Linked DNA regions of Homo sapiens: region 1 is linked to region 2. The links are chromatin contacts, found by Hi-C or POLR2A ChIA-PET in ENCODE. All regions are on one chromosome and are shown on one strand. The core of a region is the stretch at or near the end of the contact, and the rest is flanking DNA. Distances in the headings are between cores, read along the strand shown.

Region 1 (5,649 bases), core at 1,124-3,623, 70 kb after region 2:
CACCAGGCTTGGCTAATTTTTGTATTTTTGTATTCTTTTTTTTTTTTGAGACAAAGTCTCACTCTATCGCTCAGTGCATTGTTGCTTAGTGGAGTGCAGTGGCGTGATCTTGGCTCACTGCAACCTCTACTTCTTGGGTTCAAGCAATTCTCCTGCCTCAGCCTCCTGTGTAGCTGGGATTACAGGCGCCTGCCACTACGCCTTGCTAACTTTTGTATTTTTAGTAGAGTCAGGGTTTCACCATGTTGGTCAGGCTGGTCTCAAACTCCTGACCTCAGGTGATCCATCACCTTGGTCTCCCAAAATGCTGGGATTACAGGCTTGAGCCACCGCACCCGGCCACATATGCAGTTTCTTAAAACTACAGACCAGGACAGGTACTGTGGCTCATGCCTTGTAATCCCAGCACTTTGGGAAACTAAGGTGGAGAGGATTGCTCAAGCCCAGGAGATCAAGACCAGCCTGGGCAACAGAGAACCTATCTCTATGAAAAATACAAAAATTGGCCAGGTGTGGTGGTGCACGCCTGTAGTCCCAGCTACTCAGAAGGCTGAGGTGGGCGGACCGCTTGAGTCCAGGAGGTCAAGGCTGCAGTGAGCCGAGATTGTGCCATGCCACTGCACTCCAGCGTGGGCAACAGAGTGAGACCCTGTCTCAAAAATAAAAAATAAAAAAAGAAGAGAAAGGAGAAAGAAGAAACAAATGAAATAAATATACCAAATCTGGTAATAGTTGAACATGGGTAACAGGTACAGGAGGAGTCACTGTACTAGTCTTTCTGCTTTTATGCATGAAAATTTCCTAGGAAAATGCTGAAACAATCCCTCTTCTGTTAGAACCAGAGAATGGTAAAATTAACGTCCAGCTTTTTTTTTTGTTTTTGTCTTTGTTTTGAGACAAAGTCTTGCTCTGTCGCCCAGGCTAGAGTACAGTGGTGCAATCATGGCTCACTGCAGCCTCAACCTCCTGGGCTCAAGCAATCCTCCCACCTCAGACTTCCTTGTAGCTGGAACTACAGGCATGCACAACCATGCCCAGCTAATTTTGTGTGTATTTTGTAGAGATGGGGTCTCACTTTGTTGCCCAGGCTGGTCTTGAACTCCTGGCCTCAAGCAATCCTCCTGCCTCAGCTTTGCAAAGTGTTGCGATTACAGGTGTGAGCCACTGCAACTGGCCTTGGCCTCCCTTAAAAACTCATAAGATCTGGTTGTATATCCTGTGCCTAGGTACATAGTAGGTGCTCAATAAATATTTACTGAGTTAACAAGGATAAAAGAACCAAAGAGCTCAGAATTGCAGTTGCTCAGAACTTCAGAGAACCAGGTCTTCACCATGACACACTGAAATTCATCCACCTTGGGGTTAAGAAAGGCCCTTGGGATCAAGACTACTGTCCTCCTTGTACAGATGGGGAAACCGAGGCTCAGAGAAGGGGTGGGGTTGGACCAGAGCTGCCTGAATTTTGTCCCCACCCCTGCTTGCTACCCCCGTCCATCCCCATCTCCCCAAGGGACTCACTCGAGGCTGACAGCAGGGGTAGCTAAACAGGTGAACTTTGCCAAAGTCATCAGCTGAAGCCAGCAACTTCCCATCATGAGAGCGGGCCACAGCGTTGATATCAGTGCCGTCCGCCCCCTCAGACCAGATCCCTGTGGGCAAGATGAAGGGAAGTGGTAAGATGTCAGCTGGAGCCAGGGACCGCCAAGAGGAGCAGATTGCCACTCCAGCCACCTTAATTTGTTCCGACCTAGCCTGTATCTATCCGAGGATATGAGTCAGAATTACCTTAAAATGTGAATCCGAGCCTGCCCCTGCTCTGCTTAAAACCCTTCCATGGCTCCCTGGTGATCTTAGAAGAAAGCCTGTGGTTCTAAGGCTCAGCAGGCCCCATGCACTGCTCCAGCCTCATCCCTCATCAGTGCTCCTGTTAAACTCTGTAATGATTTGGCCACCCTGCCTCCCTGCATTTCTCCAAATGCCAAGTTCTGTGTCACGCGTGGGCTTTTGTATGTACTATTCCCTTTGCCAAGAGACTGCTTTCCTTCTTCACTGCCCTGGAAAGTAACTCCTCATCCTCCAGGTCCTAGCTCAGATGTCTCTTCCTCCAGGAAGCCCTCCCTGATTCCCTCCAAGAGTAGGCCAGATGCCCCACCCTGGGTTTCCCTGTCTCAGACCTGCTCACTCTGGGTCATCACTGTCTGGGGACAAGTCTGCCTCCCCCACTGGACTGAGAGCCACAGGAGAGCAGGGCCGTCAGTCATGGTCACTGCCAAGCCCACGGCAGGCACAGAACTGCTCAGGGAATATGTGTTTGCTTCATTCGTGCCTGAATGAATGGGTGGCTAGGGCACCGGCAGTGTGGATCTCTCCTGGCCAGTTACCACGCCCATTTGGTTTCATTTTATTACAGCTCTAATGAGTCATCTCACCCTACCCTTTCCTCTTACACAAATACAGCCCACATGCAGTAAAGCAGTGAGCTTCCCACACTGGAGGTAAGCAGTAAGACTCTGGAAACCACCAGCGGGGATGTCTCTCAGAACTACTGTCCTCAGTGAGACCTCTCTCATTCCAGAACTCACCAAACACCCCAAACCCTAGGACACAAGTAGCTGTGGCCCATTCCATGTTCCTCACAGCATCCGCACTGGTGATCTGCTTACAGGTAGCCGGGTCCCCTGGGGCAGAAAATGGGAGGAGACATTCAGAGTTGGAAGAACTACCCAGTAAACCCATCCCTTTCTTAGACAATCGGAGCTGAGGTCCAAGACAGAGGAGGCTAAGGTCCCAGGGCTCATTCTACCTGTCAGGACTGGCTGAGAAGGCATCACATGCTGGGGTCTTCACAGCCCGCAGCGTAAGCAGGAGCATCTACTTTTAAACCCGCATCTGGCCGGGCATGGTGGCTCACGTCTGTAATCCCAGGAGGCAGCATGAGCCACAGCATCTGGCTGGATCACCTGAGGTCAGGAGTTCGAGACCAGCCTGGCCAAGATGGTGAAACCCCATCTCTACTAAAAATACAAAAATTAGACCAGGTGTGGTGGCTCATGCCTGTAATCCCAGCATTTTGGGAAGCCAAGGCAGGCGGATCACCTGAGGTCAGGAGTTTAAGACCAACCTGGTCAACATGGCGAAACCCTGTCTCTACTAACAATATTTTAAAAATTAGCTGGGCGTGGTGGTGGACACCTGGAATCCCAGCTACTCAGGAGCCTGAGGCAAGAGAATCGCTTGAACCTGGGAGGCGGAGGCTGCAGTGAGCCGACATCGTGCCATTGCACTCCAGCCTAGGAGACAAGAGGGAAACTCCCATCTCAAAAAAAAAAAAATACAAATACAAATATTAGCCGGGCATGGTGGTGTGCTCCTGTAATCCCAGCTACTCAGGAGGCTGAGGCAGAAGAATCACTTGAACCTGGGAGGCGGAGCTTGCAGTGAGCCGAGATCGCGCCACTGCACTCCAGCCTGGGGGACAGAGCAAGACTCCGTCTCAAAATAATAATAATAATAATAATAATAATAATAATAATTAAAAATTTAAAAATGTAAAAAAAGAAACCTGCATCCTACCCATCCGACCGGAAAGGGGAGGAGTTGACTAAAAGTGGGGTATACCAGGGAGAAAATGAGAAGCCAGCGGTCCCTAAATTCCAAATCAGAACCAGCCTTGAATACCAAGGGAGCGAGGCTTGAAGCCCCTCCCTCCCCTCCCAGAACTCAGGGAAGTCTGCAAATGAGACGGAGGAAGTAATGTCTCTGGGTCCCGGAGAACTCACAGTACAGAATCTCATAGTCCCCGGAGTTGGTGACAAAGCAGCTGCTGTCCTGGGCCCAATCCAGGTGGGTGATAAAACTGGAATGGCCCTGCGGGGGAGGGAAGGGATGGTGTTAGAGCTGCAGAGGGCGGAACCAAGGAGAGGGGGACAGGATTAAATCAGGAAAGTGGAAGTCAAATACAGAGGTAGGGCGAGAACACAAGGGGACTAAAGGAAGGATACACAGGCCTTTGGAGTATGGGGGCAGGGCCAGAATACTGTGGGCGGGGCCAGACTGTGATGGGCAGGGCTAGACAAAAAGCACTTAGAACACAATGGGAGTTTAGAACAGGTGGGCAGGGCTAGACACGGAGGAGCTGGCTTTGAATGTTGAGGGGCGGGGCTACACAGAGGGGCGGTCTCGGAACGTGAGGGGCGGTCTCGGAACGTGAGGGGCGGGGCTACACAGATGGGCTTAGCACGTGGGGGCGGGGCTACACAAAGGGGCGGGCTTAGAACACACGAGGTGGTGAATGTGTGGACGTGGCCAAGACTCCTTGCTCTGATCAGGGCAGAATCAGTTGAGTGTTGAAGCTGCGCTCCCTTGAGGTAGAAAATTGGTTAATTTTGCACCCCCTGGGCGGGGTGGCGGCGCGGGCTGGGGGCCACTGCCCACTCACCGAGCACTTGCCCAGGCGGCTGACCTTGCGGCCGCCCTGGTCCACCGTGTACACGTACACCAAGTTGTCGTGGGAGCCCACGGCCAGGTACGCCCCGTCTGGGGGAGGGGGAGGGGGGCTATGAGGAGGCACCCAGGCTCCATCCCCTCCTCGCCCAGACTCAGCCCCCTCAACAGTCCCCAGCTCCATCCCCACTGCATCCCTCCTAGGCCTCGCTTCGCAGGCTCCACCCCTCCCCCTGCCAAGAGCTCTGAGCCTCTGTCCCCTGGCCCTGCCGCTTGGGTGTCCCAGGCCTGCCGCTTACCTGGGGAGAAGCTGACCACTGAGATCTGTTCATTGCCGTCTGTGTGGATAGCCACCAGGTCATGGGTCTCCGTGTCCAGCAGCAGCCATCTTGAAGGAGAGGGCGTGGTGGGGGGAGGAGGGGTGAGCTGATCTGACAGAGAGAGGCCGCAATCTGTGGGGTCTAAGGGAGGGATCAGAGGGACCCCAGAAGTGACCTGGGCTGGGCACGGTGGCTCAGGCCTATAATCCCAGCACGCTGGGAGGCCGAGGCGGGTGGATCACTTGAGGTCAAGAGTTCGAAATCAGCCTGGTCAACATAGCAAAACCCCGTCTCTACTAAAAATACAAAAATTAGCCAGGCGTGGTGGCACGTGCCTGTAATCCCAGCTACTTAGGAGGCTGAGGCACGAGAATTGCTTGAACCCGGGAGGCAGAGGTTGCAGTGAGCTGAGATCGCGCCACCGGACTCCAGTCTGGGCGACAGAGCAAGACTCTGTCCCCCCAAAAAACAAAACAAAACAAGGCCAGGTACAGTGGCGGTGGCTCACGCCTGTAATCCTAGCACTTTGAGAGGCTGAGGCAGGTGAATCACTTGAGGTCAGGAGTTCGAGACCAGCCTGGCCAACATGGTGAAACCCCGTCTCTACTAAAAATAAAAAAAAATTAGCCAGGCATAGTGGTGGGCGCCTGTAATCCCAGCTACTCGGGAGGCTGAGGCAGGCAAATCGCTTGAACCTGGGAGGCAGAGGCTGCAGTGAGCCAGAGGAATATTGAGGGATCAGGGCTCGGTAAATAGTGGGATTTGGGAAAGTAGGAAAGAGGGAAGAAGGGCCAGTTCCCCAGGGAGCAGAGAAGGCCTCCCGAAATGCTCTCCTCAGCTTTACCTGCCAGTCACTGTACCCACAGCCAGGACAGAGCCACTGGGG
Region 2 (5,976 bases), core at 425-2,924:
TACACACCTAGGCTATGTGGTAGAGCTTTCTGCTCCTAGGCTATAAACCTAAACAGCATGTGACTGTACTGAAAATTGCAGGAGTTGTAACACAATGGTAAGTACTTGCGTGTCTAGACACATCCAAACATAGAAACGGTACAGTAAAAATACGGTGGTATCATTTTATGAGACCACTGTTGTATATGCGGTTTGTTGTGGACAGAAACCTCATTATGTGGTACAGTACTTCACTGTTTTTTTGTTTTTTTTTTTTTTTTTTTTTTTGAGACGGAGTCTCGCTCTGTCGCCAGGCTAGAGGGCAGGCAGTGGTGCGATCCTGGCTCACTGCAGCCTCCAACTCCCTGGTTCAAGTGATTCTCCTGCCTCAGCCTCCAGAGTAGCTGGGACTACAGGCACCTGCCACCACGCCTGGCTAATTTTAGTACTTTTAGTAGAGACAGGTTTCACCATGGTGGCCAGGATGGTCTCGATCTCCTGACCTCGCAATCTGCCCACCTTGGTTTCTCAAAGTGCTGGGATTACAGGTGTGAGCTATCATGCCCAGCGCGTGACTTCACTGTTTTGTCTTATTTTGTTTGTTTATTTATTTATTTATTTATTTTTGAGACAGGGTCTCACTCTGTCGCCCAGGCTGGAGTGCAGTGGCATGATCTCGGCTCACTGCAACCTCCAACTCTCCAGCTCAAGCAACCCACCCACCTCAGCCTCCCTCGTAGCTGGGACTACAGGAGCATGACACCATGCCTGACTAACTTTTGTATTTTTGAAGAAATAGCGTCTCTGTATATTGCCCAGGGGCTGGTCTCAAACTCCTGGGCTCACGTGATCCTCCAGCTTTGGCCTCCCTAAGTGCTGGGATTACAGGCATGAGCCACCACAACTGGCCTATTTTTATTTTTAATTTTTTTTTTTTTGAGACAGAGTCTCGCTCTGTTGCCCAGGCTGGAGTGCAGTGACGTGATCTCGGCTCACTGTAGCCTCCAACTCCTGGGTTTAAGTGATTCTCCTGCCTCAGCCCCCGGAGTACCTGAGATTACAGGCACACGCCACCACGCCTAATTTTTGCATTTTTAGTAGAGATGGAGTTTCACCACGTTGGTCAGGCTAGTCTCGAACTCCTGACCTCAAGTGATCTGCCCACCTTGGCCTCCCAAAGTACTGGGATTACAGGCGTGAGCCACTGCGCCCAGCTGTATTTTAATTTTTATAATTTATTTTTATTTGTAGAAGAGGAGTCTTGCTATGTTGCCCAGGCTGTTCTCTAACTCCTGAGCTCAAGCAATCCTCCCGCCTCAGCCTCCCAAAGTGCTGGGATTACAGGTGTGAACACTGCAACTGGCCAACGTTACTATTTTAGGAGCAAGAAGTAAACTCGTTCACTCAATATCATTACACATATGGGGTCTCTGTTACAGCATCGGCATCTCTAACTGTAAACCTCTCAAGGTTCCTGCTGGTTTTCTTAGCCTCCAGTGAGCTACCTGATATCCTTCCAGTAAGTTCTTTTTCTGCTTCAGTTAGCCCAGGAAGGTTCCTGTTGCTGGCAATGCAGAGTCATTTTGCAACCGTTCACTCTGTGCTAAGCAACTTCCTAAGTGTTTTGCATGTATTAATTGATTCACTTTCATAATAAACTTACAAAGGAAGTTCTGTTATCAGGCACAAGATACCCAGTGACTTGCCCAAGCTCATCCAACTGGTATGAGGCAGAGCTAGGGATTGATTCCAGGCATTTTGGGATCTGAGCCCATGCCCTTCCCATGATGCTTCACTGCTCTCGAGACAAATGATCTAAGCCTAAAAAGACTGCAAGCTACATGCACGTTCATAGCAGCCCTATTCATAGCCACCACGCGGAGGAAACAACCCCAACGTTCAACAGATGTATGAATAAACAAATTGTGGTCTAGCCTCACAATGGACTATTATTCAGCCATAAAAAGGGATGATGGGGGCGGGGCACGGTGGCTCACGCCTGTAATCCCAGCACTTTGGGACGGCAAGGCAGGCAGATCACCTGAGGTCGGGAGTTCGAGACCAGCCTGGCCAACACGATGAAACCCCGTCTCTACTAAAAATACAAAATTCGGCTGGGCACAGTGGCTCACGCCTGTAATCCCAGCACTTTGGGAGGCCGAGGCAGGTGGATCACCTGAGGTCGGGAGTTCGAGACCAGCCTGACCAACATGGAGAAACCTTGTCTCCACCAAAAACACAAAATTAGCCGGGCGTGGTGGCACACACCTGTGATCCCAGCTACTCAGGAGGCTGAGGCAGGAGAATCACTTGAACCCGGGAGGTGGAGGTTGCAGTGAGCCGAGATCATGCCATTGCACTCCAGCCTGGGCAACAAGAGCAAAACTCCGTCTCAAAATAAATAAATAAATAAATAAATAAATAAATAGGAAATTAACCGGGCATGGTGGCCCATGCCTGTAATCCCAGCTACTTGGGAGGCTGAGGCAGGAGAATCGCTTGAAGCCAGGAGGCGGAGGTTGTGGTGAGCCGAGATCGTGTCATTGCACTCCAGCCTGGGCAACAAGAGGAAAATTCCGTCTCAAAAAAACAAAAACAAAAACAAAAAACAAAAATTAGCCAGGCATGGTGGCAGGTGCCTGGAATCCCAGCTACTCAGGAGGCTGAGGCAGGAGAATCACTTGAACCCGGGAGGCAGAGGTTGTAGGGAGCCGAAATGGCGCCACTGCACTCCAGCCTGGGCGACAGAGCAAGACACCGTCTCAAAAAAAAAAAAAACAAAAAAACAAAAAATAGGAAATCAAGACAAGGCAGGATAGGCCTCTACTTCAAAACAGAGAAAAAAGGGGCTGGATGTGGTGGCTCACACCTGTAATCCTAGCACTTTGGGAGCTGAGGCGAGTGGATGGCATGAGCCCAGGAGTTCCTGACCAGCCTGGGCAACATAAAGAGACCCCCATCTCTACAAAAAATTAAGAAATTAGCTGAGTGTAGTGGTGGCACACCTCTATTCCCAGCTACTCTGGAGGCTGACATGGGAGGATTGCTTGAGCCTGGGAGGCTGAGGCTGCAGTGAGCCGTGATTGCACCACCGCACTCCAGCCTGGGTGACAGAGCAAGACCCTGTCCAAAATGAAACAAACAAATGGAAAAAACAACAACAACAACCAGAGGCTGAGCACAGTGGCTCACACCTGTAATCCCAGCTTAAAAATCTCTTCCCAGAGTAAAAGTTAGTCTTCATGCTGGCCCAAGGCAGCCCACATTATACAGGTTTGTATAATACATACATCATATGTACATGCTTTTCTTTTTTTTTTTTTTTTTTTTGAGATGGAGTCTCACTCTGTTGCCCAGGCTGGAGTGCAGTGGTGTGATCTTGGCTCACTGCAACCTCCGTCTCCTGGGTTCAAGTAATTCTTCTGCCTCAGCCTCCCAAGTAGCTGGGACTACTGGTGTGTGCCACCACGCCCAGCTAATTTTTTGTATTTTTAGTAGAGACAGGGTTTCACCATGTTGCCCAGGCTGGTCTTGAACTCCTGAGATTAAGCAATCCTCCCACCTCGGCCTCCCTAAATGCTGGGATTACAGGTGTGACAGGCCATGCTTTTCTTTAAGAAATAAAATAACGGAGAATAAAAAGTAACGAAGTTGCCCATCACACATAAGAACAATTATTATTCAGAGAAACTTGTTCTAACAAGACATATAATACATAATGTATGATATTAACATATCATCCAATGTGTTATGGAACACACTTAATGGGTTTCATATGTTTATAATATATATTAAGTATATAGAATGCATATATATCTGTAGTTATTCTTCATGAAATGGAATACAATAAAATAGGAAATATTAAACCGGGCTGCAAATATTAAGGGTAATTATTTAATGAAACTTTCATTCCAATGATATGTACATAAGCACATACACTACATATAATAGATGATGTTATGTTACACATGACATAAAATATATATTTTATATTCCATTATATATTGTGTCACATAATATATGAATTATACACTTTTAAAATACATAGAATTGTAAATTATTGTATAAATATGCACACGATGGATTACATAAACTCTGCTTTTTTTTTTTTTTGAGACAGGGTCTCACTTTGTCTCCCAGGTTGAGGTGCTGTGGCCTGATCTCAGTTCACTGCAGCCTTAAACACCCGGGTTCAAGCGATCCTCCTGCCTCAGCCCCCCAAGTAGCTGGGACTACAGGTGTGTGCCACCATGCCTGGCTAATTTTTTGTTTTGTTTTGTTTTGAGACCAAGTCTCACTCTGGCACCTAGGCTGGAATGCAGTAGTGCAATCTTGGCTCACTGCAACGTCCACCTCCTGGGCTCAAGCAATTCTCCTATGTCAGCCTCTCATGTAGCTGGGATTACAGATGTGCACCACCACACCCGGCTAATTTTTGTATTCTTTTTATTAGAGACGGGGCTTCACCATGTTGGGCAGGCTGGTCTCGAACTCCTGACTTCAAGTGATCCTCCCACCTTGGTCTTCCAAAGTACTGAGATTACAGGCGTGAGCCACCGCGCCTGGCCTAAAACTCTGCTTCTTATTGTGGCACGTGGCTGTAGATTGAGGTGGAGGTTCTGAGATCTGCGCGCAGTGGGGGTTACTGCTGAGCACTGGGGTCATTTCCTATGGGGAAGGAGGGAGGGAGGGAGGACTCCACAGAGGGGGAAGCTGAAGCCAGATGTGGTGGAAGCAGAGGCCTGAGTGATCCTGTTGGGGCTCCAGAGCTGGGATGACCTCCACAGTTGTGCCAATCAAGGCAAGGGGCAGCCTTTGCTTGCCTGGCCCCCTCACCTAACTTCTCCCCTCGCTTACTCTATTCCAGGGGATGGTAAACTTTTTCTGTAAAGGGCCAGAGAGTACGAGAGCCCTAGGATCTCTGTGCAAATACTCAGCTCTGTCACTGTACTGCAAAAGCAACTGTGGAAAATATGCAAACGAATGAGCGCCTGGGTTCCAATAAGTCTTTATTTACAAAGACAGGAAGCAAGGGTCCCCTTGATTTGGCCCAAAGGCCTTGGTCAGCGAGCCTCTGCTCTATTCTGACAGCCAGAAACTCTTGCTGTTCCAGGAACAGGCCAAGGCCACATCTGTCCTAGGACTTTCACAGATACTCACAGCCCTCTTCCTATCTCCCTCCATCTGAAGCGCTGCCTCCTCCCTGCCCACCTGTCTAGATCAGCGGTGCCCGTAAGTCCGGAACTCCTACCCTGCCTCCATTCCTCTCAGTCCTCATCACCCTATGCTGGATTAGCTTTTTCCTTTTTTTTTTGAGATGGAGTCTCGTTCTTGTTGCCCAGGCTGGAGTGCAATGGTGCAATATTGGCTCACCGCAACCTCCGCCTCCCGGGTTCAAGCGATTCTCCTGCCACAGCCTCCTGAGTGGCTGGGATTACAGGCATGCACCACCATGCCCTGCTAATTTTGTATTTTTAGTAGAGATGGGGTTTCTCCATGTCGGTCAGGCTGGTCTCGAACTCCCGACCTCAGGGGATTGGCCCGCCTCGGCCTCCCAAAGTGCTGAGATTACAGGTGTGAGCCACCACGCCTGGCCACTCTTTCCTTCTTTATTGCCGGTCTCTGGCACTAGAATGTCAGCTCCAGTGAGGGCCTCTGCTTGCTCCCAACTGGCTCCCAGCTACTAGAATGGAGCCTGGTGCAGTTGATCCTCAGTACACTCAGAGTTGCCATGCTTCTCCTCTCTCTGTCCACACCGACTCCAGCTACAAGCCATTGCCACTGGGGGACCCAAGCCTGCCACTCAGCAACACAGCGACCAGCCCAGGAGTAGCTCCGTGAGCCAATAGATCAGGTTGGGGCTTATGTAAAGCCCATTTTCTCCTGGGGTGGCTCTCAGCCATTTTGCCTCCCTCCAGGCAATGGCCTGCCCTACAGAGAAACCAACAAGAGGGACAGCAGGGCCTGCCAGGAGATGGGAGGGGCACAGCCCTCAGG

What was found. A loop is a pair of places that touch in the nucleus more often than their neighbours do. ChIA-PET counts read pairs that join two places held with the same protein, here RNA polymerase II (POLR2A). Pooled maps may share reads with other maps.
Region 1: a pooled map shows a loop between it and region 2 (2.8-fold over the local background). The contact joins two enhancer-like sites. A Hi-C loop is called at or near these places in 2 of 50 pooled maps. POLR2A ChIA-PET finds 5 or more read pairs at or near these places in 5 of 52 experiments (AG04450, GM10248, OCI-LY7 and 1 more).

The regions. Positions count from the first base shown.
Region 1 is chr19:45,612,023-45,617,671 of GRCh38, forward strand. EML2 (EMAP like 2) reads right to left here. Exons shown (of 19, transcript NM_012155.4): 13 at 5,608-5,649; 14 at 4,743-4,831; 15 at 4,439-4,536; 16 at 3,780-3,867; 17 at 2,583-2,678; 18 at 1,519-1,649. Among named protein-coding and RNA genes, the nearest start is that of GPR4, 13 kb to the left of the region's middle. RefSeq lists a silencer at 4,024-4,273 and enhancers at 4,087-4,925, 4,926-5,649. Within about 2 kb of position 2,374, at least 11 of the 41 ENCODE cell types and tissues checked have a DNase peak (open chromatin) inside an H3K27ac peak, as active enhancers do.
Region 2 is chr19:45,542,422-45,548,397 of GRCh38, forward strand. It overlaps OPA3 (outer mitochondrial membrane lipid metabolism regulator OPA3), which reads right to left. Exons shown (of 2, transcript NM_025136.4): 2 at 3,860-5,976. Among named protein-coding and RNA genes, the nearest start is that of VASP, 38 kb to the left of the region's middle. Within about 2 kb of position 1,675, at least 4 of the 41 ENCODE cell types and tissues checked have a DNase peak (open chromatin) inside an H3K27ac peak, as active enhancers do.